Regions from separate parts of the Homo sapiens genome. Here region 2 is linked to region 1. The links are chromatin contacts, found by Hi-C or POLR2A ChIA-PET in ENCODE. All regions are on one chromosome and are shown on one strand. Each heading gives the region's core, a stretch centred on a gene start or an enhancer-like site at or near the end of the contact. The rest is flanking DNA. Distances are from core to core; before and after follow the strand shown.

Region 1 (5,053 bases), core at 974-3,473:
ACAGTAAACCAAAGAAGCTACCCTCATGAATCTTACATCCTAGTGGAGGAGACAATTTAGAAACAAAAAAATAAATAATATAGTTAGCCAGGCACAGTGGCTCACACCTGTAATCCTACACTTTGGGAGGCCAAGGCGGACAGATCGCTTGAGCTCAGGAGTTCGAGACCAGCCTGGGCAACATGTTGAAACCCCGTCTCTATAAAAAACACAAAAATTGGCCTGGTGTGGTGGTGCGTGCCTGTAGTCCCAGCTACTCAGGAGGCTGAGATGGAAGGATTGCTTGAGCCTGGGTGATGGAACCAGACCATTTCTAAATAAATAAGTTATTTATTAACCTATTATGGTGGCATGTGTCTGTAGTCCTAGCTACTCAGGAGGCTAAAGTGGAAGGATCACCTGAGCCTGGGAGATAGAGGCTGCAGTGAGCTATGATCACACCACTGCACCCCATCCTGGGTGACAGAGTGAGAACCTGTCAAAAAAAAAAAAAAAAAGTGCAGCAGTTGTTCAATAAGCATCTGTCTTTTTCTACCCCTCTCCTCTCATGTATGTCTCCCTGCAGTCCTCAAATCCATTTCTCCTTCCTCTTTCCCTTTTCCTTCTATTATTTCATACTTTTTCTCTCTCTCTTTCCCACAGGGACTCTGTCGCCCAGGCTGGGGTGCAGTGGTCCTGTCACAGCTTACTGTAACCTCGAACTCCTGGTCTCAGGCAATCTTGCCTCAGCCTCCCAAGTAAGCTGGGACTATAGGCGCATGCCACCATGCCCAGCTAATTTTTCAAATTTTTTGTAGAGACAGGGGCCTTGTTATGTTGCCCAGGCTGGTCTCAAACTCCTGGGCTCAATCGATCCTCCCACATTGGCCTCCCAAGGTGCTGAGATTACAGATGTGAGCCACTGTGCCTGGCCTCGTTTCATAAATATTTAATGACTTCTTGCTACATGCCAAGCAAGACATTTCAAAACACTGGGGATATGATAGTGAACAGATCAGACCCAGTCCTTGCACTCACTTAGTTTATATTCTTCCAGTGGAGGAGAAAAAGAAGTAAACACAAAATAACTGCAAACTGTACCAAGTACTTTGAAACAGGAGTAGGGTGACTATAGTTTACTATACATTTACATTTCTAAATAGCAAAAAGAGAATAATCAAAAGAGAATAATTCAAATGTTCCTAGAATAAAGAAAAGACAAATATTTAAGGTGATGGATATCCCAAGTATACTGATTTGATTTTCACAAATTACATGAATGTATTAAATTAGTACTTGTACCCTGAGACTATGTACATCAGTTATGCATCAATAAAAAATAATTTTAAATTTAAAAAAAAGGAACCTACTTTAGGAAGGACAGTCAAGGAATGACCTCTAAGACCTTATTAAAGGAAGAAAAGGAGCTAGCCATTCAAAGAGGAAACTGCAAAGATCCTGAGGGAGAAAGGAGTATGTTAAAAGAAAGTCAAATAAGACCAGAGTCTCTATAATACAGTAGGTGTGGGGAGAGTGACATGAAATGAAATTGGAGAACTAGGCAGGCCAAATGATGATGCAGGCAGGCCAAAGTAGGGAATTTGGAAATCCATAGAAATGATAACATGGAAGTGAAATTGTTTGATTTGTGATTATTCTTACAACAGTGTGCTGAACGAATGACGATGGAGAGAGGAGCAAGAGGAGTGGGCACTAGTTAGGAGGCTGTTGGAATAATCCAGATAGGAGGTGATGGTGGCCTGGACTACAGAGGCAGTCTGCCAGTAGATAGAGAGTGGGAATAGATTCAAAATAGAAATAGAATCCACAAGCCTTGCTGTGGGGGTGAGGGAGATACAAAGAGGAAAGGGCAAGGATTATCCAGGCATTTGGCCTGAATAACTGGGTGATGGAGAGGCCATTACGAGGACAAGGAGGAATGTAGTGGGAATAGAGGGGATCCAAGTTCTGTTTAAGGCACAGTAAGTATACTATTTTATAAAACAAGAAAGCCATGGATATGAGAGTCTGGAGCTCAGTGGAGAGGGCCAGCTAGAGATAAAATGGAGAAATCATCAGCATAGTGAAAGCATTTAAATCCCTGGGCAGGGACTGTAACAGAATTATAGAGAAACAAGAGAGTCCAGCACAATGCCCTTTAGACCTCCATTACTCAGAGTCAGGGACAGAAGGGAAAGCAGCAGCCAGTGATGCAAGAGGAAAACCAGCATGGTGTCATAGGAGCCGGGAGCAAGATTCCAGGAGGGAGGGGCAAACTGTCAAATGCTGCCACAAGGTCAAGTATCCACTAGATGTGCACATGGAGAGTACAGATGACCTGACCTTGACAAAAGCAGTTTTCAGTGGAGGGTGGAAGTCAGATTATAGTGAATTGAAGAGTGAATAGAAGAGGGAAATAGACACAGCGTGGCTCTTTTGAGACATTAGTCTTAGTGGAACAGTAAAATGAGGTGGTCTCTGGAGAGGAATGTGGTGGTATCAAGGAAGAGTTGTGGGATTTTTTTGGTGGGGGGGATAAAGATGACATCTTTATTTTCACTAATCTCTTAAAGAAATGTAGCATTTCTGGGCAGGCGTGGTAGCTCACACCTGTAATCCCAGCACTTTGGGACGCCGAGGCAGGTGGATCACCTGAGGTCAGGAGTTCGAGACCAGCCTGGCCAACATAGTGAAACCCCGTCTCTACTAAAAATACAAAAATTAGCCGGGCATTGTGGTGTGCGCCTGTAAACTCAGCTACTCGGGAGTCTGAGGCAGGAGAATTCGCTTGAACCCAGGAGACAAAGGTTGCAGTGAGCAGAGATCATGCCACTGCACTCCAGCCTGGGCAACAGAGCAAGACTCCATCTCAAAAAAAAAAAGAAAAAAAAAGAAAGAAAGAAATGTAGCATTTCCTTCTGGATGTGGGCATATGAGAGTCCTATAACTTTTAAAAAATATTTTATTTTCCAATTTTTTATTATGTTAAAATACACATAAAATTTACCATCCTAACCATATTTAAGTGTTCAGTTTAGTAGTATTAAATACAGTCATAATGTTGTGCAACCATCATCACCTTTCATCTCCATAACTCTTTTCATCTTGCAAAACTGAAACTCTACCCATTAAAGAGTAACTCCTCACTCCCCCCTGCTTCCAACCCCTGGCAACCACCATTCTACTTTCTGTCTCTATAATTTTGAATACTCTAGGTACCTCTAGGTACTATGATTCTAAGTGGAATCATATAGTATTTGTCTTTTTGTGACTGACATATCACTTGGCATAATGTTCTCAAGGATCATCCATCTTGCAGCATGTCAGGATTTTCAAAAAGGCTGGGTTTCATTTTAAGATGAACAAATCAGAACAGGTATGCCTGATGATGGTAAGGAACCTGGAAAAAGGAGATGGAAGGAGAAAAATCTTGTGGCCTGTGACAGGACGAGGAGACTCAAGCGAAGAAAGAGGATCAGATGGGTGTAATTCTCGTGTAGTGGGTCTGTAGGTCTTGGATGGAAGTTGAGGAAGTTTGGGTTTAATGGCTTCTATTTCTCAACAAAGTATAAGGCAAAGTAATCAGCAGAGAGTGAGGGTGAAAGGAAGGGTGTGGAGAGTCTAAATTGAAAAGAGAGCCTACTAGAGGAATCATATTAATATATGAACAGGGAATGGAACCTCATCTCCAGCAAGCAGACTCTGTGCAGTCCTCGTTGCACAGAATGCCACCTCACACTTCTATGCCTTTGCCACTGCTGCTCCCTGGGTCCAGAATACCTCCATCTTAGCAAACTCCATTTCTCCCTTCGAGACCCAGCCCTTTCAGGAAACTACTTTTCTGTGAAACCCTACTAAATGTCAACGGCTTAAGAGCAGATACCATACCTTTTCTTTAAAAAAAATCTCTGTATTGCCAGTTCCCAGCAAATCATAAGCATTTAGTGAATAGTGACTGAATGGAACTGAAGTTACCCTGAATTCTCCCTTGCCTAACTCCTAATTCCTTCCTGTTCCATTCAGAGCAGAATTATCTATGGTACAGTATATCGTCTTGGTCAAAAGTCTGAATATGTGACCTAAAATCAAGTAGCCACAGCTAGTTCTCCACAAGCCAATTTCATTTCATTGGTCCAATTTTTCAGTTACTTTTAATCATCATTGTGCCCTTTTCCAAACTTGCCACATCTTGCATGTTCCCAAAGGTCACAGGTGTGTCTTTTATCTTGCTTGTTTTGAAAAGCTCATGAAGTTAGTGATGAACCAACTTTTCATCCAGATTAAAAGTTAATATGTAAAGTTTTATCAATGTTTTCTGAAAACCCCTCATTCCTTAAAATTTATATATGTGCCCTGCTCTAAGAAAACTGAATATATCAACTTAAACTCAGAGAGTATTCACATTCACAAAAGGATGTTCCTCATGATTTCTTTACATAAAAAGTTCTTTTATCAGAAACTAAATTCCAATTGGTTTTATTTTTTTAATTTGGTTTATATATGTTTCCTGGAATAAATCTAGTATATAAACATTGAAAGGAAACTTGAAGATAAAAACCAGCAAATAACCTACTCAGCATATGAATTCCCTCCATGATTCTTGAAAATTTTCATTCTAAGGCCTAAAACAGGCTCTGCTACAACAATGTCAAAGACTGAGAGCACAGAGTAGCCAGGAAAACAGAAGCACCGCACTCAGCTAGAACCTTGATTCCTACCACTCAAGGCTCTCTCTCCTTAGATAAGTTATTTTAACTCTGATCATCAATCTCATCTATAAACAGAAATACCTAATGTGTGGGACTTTTATGAGGATTAAACAAAGAAGTACATGTGAAACGCCTAGTGTGGTCCTGGCACATACCAGGCCCTCAAAAAGTGATTGTGAAAGAGCTCTCACAACTCAATAATTAAAATACAAAGACCCCAGTTTTCAAATGCCAAAGGATCTGAATAGGCTTTTCTCCAAAGAAGATATGCATATAGCCAATAAACATGAAAAGATGCTGATCATCAATAGCCATCAGGGAAATGCAAAGAACAATGAAATACCACTACACAACCACTAGGATGG
Region 2 (5,172 bases), core at 2,402-4,901, 37 kb before region 1:
AGGCAAAAGGGAAAGGGTCATACAAGCAAGGGGGTCAATGTGTGCAAAGGCCCAGAGGCAAGACAGTTCACACTCACAAGACTGTCAGGTGGGGGATAGGGACTAGGAGTGATACAAAAAGGCACAGTCGCCACAAGCCCAGGCCACAAAGGAGAGACATGAAGGGCAGGTTAGGGAGTGTGGTCCTTATCACTGGAAGACGAGGACCACTGAAAGGCAGGAGCGTGACACAGGCAGGTTTGTGGGTGGACACGAGGGTGCGCAATTGGGACAGGTGAGGGCTAAGGGGCCTGCCCCTGGCAGAGAGAGAGGTGCTGGACTGCAGGAATGGAGGAAGAGGTAAGAAGGACAGACAGGGCTTGGAGAGTGGTCCCTCCAGCTTCGCCAGCCACTCTCAGGGCTGTGAGGCACTGGGAAGGTCCAGCCCTACTACCTGGTTTGCCGTGTGACCTTGGCCATACCACTGACCCATCTGAGTCTAAATTTTCCAACTTTCTTTTTTTTTTTTGAGACAGGGTCTCCCTCTGTTACCCAGGCTGGACTGCAGTAGCACAATCATGGCTCACTGCAGCCTTGGGCTCCTGGGCTCAGGTGATCCTCCCACCTCAGCCTCCCGAGTAGCTGAAACTACAGGCATGTGCCTCCACACCTGGCATCTGGCTAATTTTTTATTTTTAGAAATGGGGTCTCACTATGTTGCCCAGGCTGTTCTTGAACTTCTGGCCTTCTGCCTCGGCCTCCCAAAGTGCTGGGATTACAGGCATGAGCCACTGTACCCAGCCTTGCTCTTCTAAGAATGGAGCAAGATAAGCCCCCCAAGGCCCCTTCTGTGTACCCAGCCATGTGGGAGGTGTGTGGGGAAGAACAGGGGAGCTCCCTGGTCTCCAGGAGTTTCAAGTCCACCTGGTGAGGAACATCTCAAACCCCTGGACAGCGGGGAAGCTCAGCCAGCAGTGAGTGTTTCTCATATGGAGAGCTTTAGAGACAGAAGGGCATGGGTTCCAATTCTGACTGCTGTGTAAGCCTGGATGAGCCACTTTACTGCTCCGAGCCTCTGTTAACTAGTCTAAGAAATGGAGTTGGGAGCTACTTGTGAGAATTAAATGAAATAGCAGTCTCAGCCTGTCACCGCTGGCATCAAATAGGTGTGACATACCAGGGGTTACTGTTACTGAGAAAGTAAGTGGGACCCACTGTCTCCCCTGACCACTACCAGGGAACCAAACCTCAAGGCCCAAAGTGTGAGGTTAAGGTAGGACTAGAAGAAGGAAGGGAAAGGGAGCCCCAAATCAAGAGGCGGATCCTCAGCCCTCAGCACTACCTTCCTTCTCCACTCAAAGTCAGTACAAATCAACTGACCACCTGCTCTGTGCTGGGCCCCAAACAGCTGCATCTTATTGACTCTAATAGAAATCCTGGGACTACATGTTCGTCTTTCTATTCTGCAGATTTGGAGCTCAAGCACAAAGGGCTGGCATTGCTGCCCATCCCTAGAAAGCTCCTGCTGAAATGCCCCTGCTCAGGGAAGCCTCTCCTGCCCCCTTGGCTGGGTTAGGGTGTTTCTGGGTGCTTCCACAGCAACCTTGGCTGGCTTTATCCTTCAAGTCTCAGCTGGGCCTCCCCTGTCTCCCCAAGCATGGAGTGGGGGTGCTGGGGAAATGTTTGCTGAATGAACGACTTTGTGAAAGGCAGAGTTGGAAAAGATCTAAAGATCTGCAGTATGATCTGCTCTGACTCCCCCAGTTTGCAAATTAGTGTGTTAAAGCCAAGGCCAAGAGTAAAATGTGGGTCTTCTGACTCCTGCCCAGAGCCTTGAGTTGGCCTTGAAGACTGAGCGGGAGTTCTCCAAGTGGACGGAGTGGGAGAAACAGCCCTCCAGGCAGAGGTAGAGTGTGATCAAAAGGTAGGGGTGGGGCTAGAGGAGAGGGACGTGTGTTTAAGGAAGGGTCAACAGGGCGGGAGGCCTGGGTGGCCAAGGGCCTCCACCGCCATGCTAGTGTTGGTGATAGGGACTCATTAAGGGTTCCAAGCAGGACACGGCCAGCACTCGCATGTATGACTACACCAAGCCTAAAAGTGCCACCATTAGTAATCCCCTATCCTAGACTCAGACAGAAGGGATAAAGTGTGCTCCCACAGATGACATGAAAACAGTCGTGTGACTCTGACATTTCTTAACTTGCACTCTAGGCTAGAGTAGACTGGGTCTTGGGCCCTAAGAGTGGACATGAGGGAGCAGAACCCCCAGAGCAGTCCCCCCTGGTCTTTCCCAGGGCAGTCCACGGGCTCTTCTGAGTGACCTACCTCGGAATGCTGTGCGCCTGCAGATCAGCCGGCCTCCTTGCTCACCATGAGCCCTCCTGCCTCGCCGCTGCCTTCCCAGTGTGGAAGGTTTCTATATAAAGGAGGGATAGGGGACGGGACCACCCAGGGGCTCTCCCGGTTCACACCAGTGGCGCCTCGTGGAGCAGGGCAGACCACAGCTTCCCCTTCCCTGGCCAGCCGGTAATCGAAGGGCAGACAGGTCAGTAATTCACTCCAAGCGCTGGGTGAGCATCCTCCGCGCCTCCCGGACCAGCTCAGTCAGTGCCGCGCGCACCGGGGCCGGGGTGCTCGCCCCTTGCTGCCGCGCCTGCTCCTCTCCAAAAGGCTGCGGCTGCCTCTCCTAGCCCCAGCCCCCGAGGCTGCCAGGAGCCTCGCAGCCCCGCCACCACCTCCTCTTCCACCTGACGGAGCGTCAGGTATTCCAACGCCAAGATCTCGTCCCCCGCCCCAGGCCGGGCTGTGGCTCGGGGACCTGGAACCTGGGGCTTCTGCCTCATTCGCAGGAAGGCGCGGATCTCGCTCCTCGCGCTTCGCGGACCCCCACCCCTTCCTCCCTCCAGCTGTCCCGGCTGGGAAGCAGCCGCGTAGACAGATAGACGGACTCCAGACCGCCAGCTGAGACCTTTAGCTCAACTAGTGGTTGGCACTAAGCTGGGGCGGCACAGTGGCCGGGGAAGCCGAGCCCCGGAGGGGACCCACCCGGCGTCCGACGCGCCCTGGGGCCAGACCTCTGCCCCTCTCTGGGCCTCAGTTTCTCTATCTATAAAGAGGTGGAGGTTGGAGTCGCTAGGGGGCCTGATGAGTTGACGTGGAAAGACGCGGGGATACTTCGGGCCCAGGCTCTCATGACAGGGGTCCCCGCCCCTACGCAGTTCCACCTGCCCCCCACATTCCCTGTCGCCCGCCGGCGTCCTCCCACTCCAGCCCCCGCCCCCAACCGCCCTCAGATTCTTTCCAGATGTGCGCAGCGGGAGGGGCCTGGGGACGGGGACCAGCCTCTGCTCAGAGAGGAGAAGGCCCCTGCCTGGGTCCTGACTGCGCAGGGGTCGCACTCCAGAGGAGGAGATCTCCGGCCGTGCCCTGGGTGCAGGGTCCTACAGAGGGGGTGAGATGCGGCGGGCCCGCCCCAGGCAGCTGCTGGAGCCATCCGGAGAGGCGGGGACGTCTGAGTGCGCTGCCCGGGCTCAGCCCCCGGCCCCTCGGCCCACCCCGGCTGCCAGCGCCCTGTACCTGCTGCGCCCCGGCGCCGAGCGGCGCCCCACAGGCCGAACGCGCTCCCCCAGTCTCAGCTGCGCTCCGCGGGCTCGGGCTCCTTCCATTCAAGTCAAGCTGGGCGCTCTCCGCGACGCAAGTTTTGTTGTGGGTTTTCTCCTCCCCGCCTCTCTCCCGCCCCCTTCCCCCACTCCCCACCCGCCCCGGGAGCATCTGCTGGACGCCGGCCTCCTTCGGACACAGGCGTAGGGTCCCCCCAGGCGCGGGCAGGAGAAAGCCTGCCCCTCCCCGCTCGGGACTTGGCCGGTTCCCACTTCCCGGGGAGGCAGAGCCGCCGCACCGACCCCTCTCAGCCCCGGCCGCCGCACCACGCCCCCCGAACCCCCACCCGGGAGACCGGGAAGGCGGGCTGTCTGGTCCGCGACGCTTCCTAGTTCCCAGCCTTCCGCACTGGAACTGGACCCCCTTTAGGCCCCGACACCTGAAAGGAGGGCTGGGGAGAGGGGTCCTTCGACCCAGTGCCTCTGAGCTGTATCTTCCTCATTACAGAGGATGTTGCAACCGCTCCAGGCACGAGTACCTTTCCGTTCACTCTCCCACCCTGGGGTCCTGGGCCGTGGCTAATGGGGCCGCCAGCCAAGACCCTGCTGGGCCTCTTCCCGGAAAAGTTCCCCACGCTCCACCCCACCCTCCACTCCCATCCCTGTTGGCCCTGGGCCCACAGCCTGGTGAGCCTTGAAGAATGGTAAATTGGGCCGGAGTCGGGGACATGCAGATCCCAGTCACAGAGAAACAGGGCGGGTGAACAGTGAGACCTCACACCACCATATTGCTCCCAGGAACTGAAAATGTTTCCAAGTAAAGGAGTATTAACTACTACCAGCTGAAGCAACACTGTTTGGCGCCAGGGGCTTCGGCGGTGGAACAGGCAATGCGGCTGGGCTTAGGTGGTACTTGGCACCTCCACTGTGTAGCAAGCCTCCTCCCCTTACCTGCTCTGGCCTGTGGGCAGGGCATCCACAGCTGCCTCACCTGGCTGTCCTCCCACTGAAGAGGGAGAAGGATGCATAAGTCACACGTGGGACCCCTTGCTCAACCTTAACCTGAATGAATGAATGAATGAATGGCCCCTGTAAAGCAGCTCCAGACTTTTCACTGGCTGCCGCCCCCGTGAGGTTATACCATATGCATTATGCTCTGCTTCACAACTCCGCAAAGGAAGAACTGCTGCTGCCCCACTTTATAGAAAAGAGATGGCCTCAGAAAGGATACTTGACTGAGTAAAATGCCCATTCACTGGCAGAGCTGGGGTTTTGACCCCAGGTTTACCCTTCTCCACAGCCCAAGTTCTTCCCATGATGGAAACAGGCAGGTAACTTGAGCAGGCAAATGTAGAGTCTAGATTTGAACCCAGGACTGTCTGTTTCCATTACACCAACAACCCAAGAACTTAGCAAGAATGGGGAGGGAAAATATTTTGCCTTCTTTGGCCTCAAATTCCAGTCCTTTTGGAGCTCAAACTCACAAGAGTTGGTGTGATTCACAGCATTGGACCTGGACCAACAGAGATGCATCTCGTGTCTTCTCCTGAACATTGAGCCTAGATTCAAGTAGAGCTAAAAGGACAGGATTCTA

What was found. A loop is a pair of places that touch in the nucleus more often than their neighbours do. ChIA-PET counts read pairs that join two places held with the same protein, here RNA polymerase II (POLR2A). Pooled maps may share reads with other maps.
Region 2: a loop to region 1 is called in a map of ovary, with 2.0 times the contacts of the local background. The contact joins the promoter of PODN here to the enhancer-like site in region 1. A Hi-C loop is called at or near these places in 11 of 168 maps with a recorded cell type or tissue (chondrocyte, heart left ventricle, heart right ventricle and 5 more) and 8 of 50 pooled maps. POLR2A ChIA-PET finds 5 or more read pairs at or near these places in 7 of 52 experiments (AG04450, Caco-2, GM10248 and 4 more).

What each region holds. Positions count from the first base shown.
Region 1 is chr1:53,022,386-53,027,438 of GRCh38, reverse strand. The region is part of intron 12 of SCP2 (sterol carrier protein 2); the gene reads right to left. Among named protein-coding and RNA genes, the nearest start is that of PODN, 37 kb to the left of the region's middle. Within about 2 kb of position 2,223, at least 8 of the 41 ENCODE cell types and tissues checked have a DNase peak (open chromatin) inside an H3K27ac peak, as active enhancers do; they include heart right ventricle, ovary and transverse colon, where a contact is called at or near this core.
Region 2 is chr1:53,060,692-53,065,863 of GRCh38, reverse strand. It overlaps PODN (podocan), which reads right to left and starts at 3,651. Exons shown (of 11, transcript NM_153703.5): 1 at 3,556-3,651. RefSeq lists a silencer at 3,486-3,673.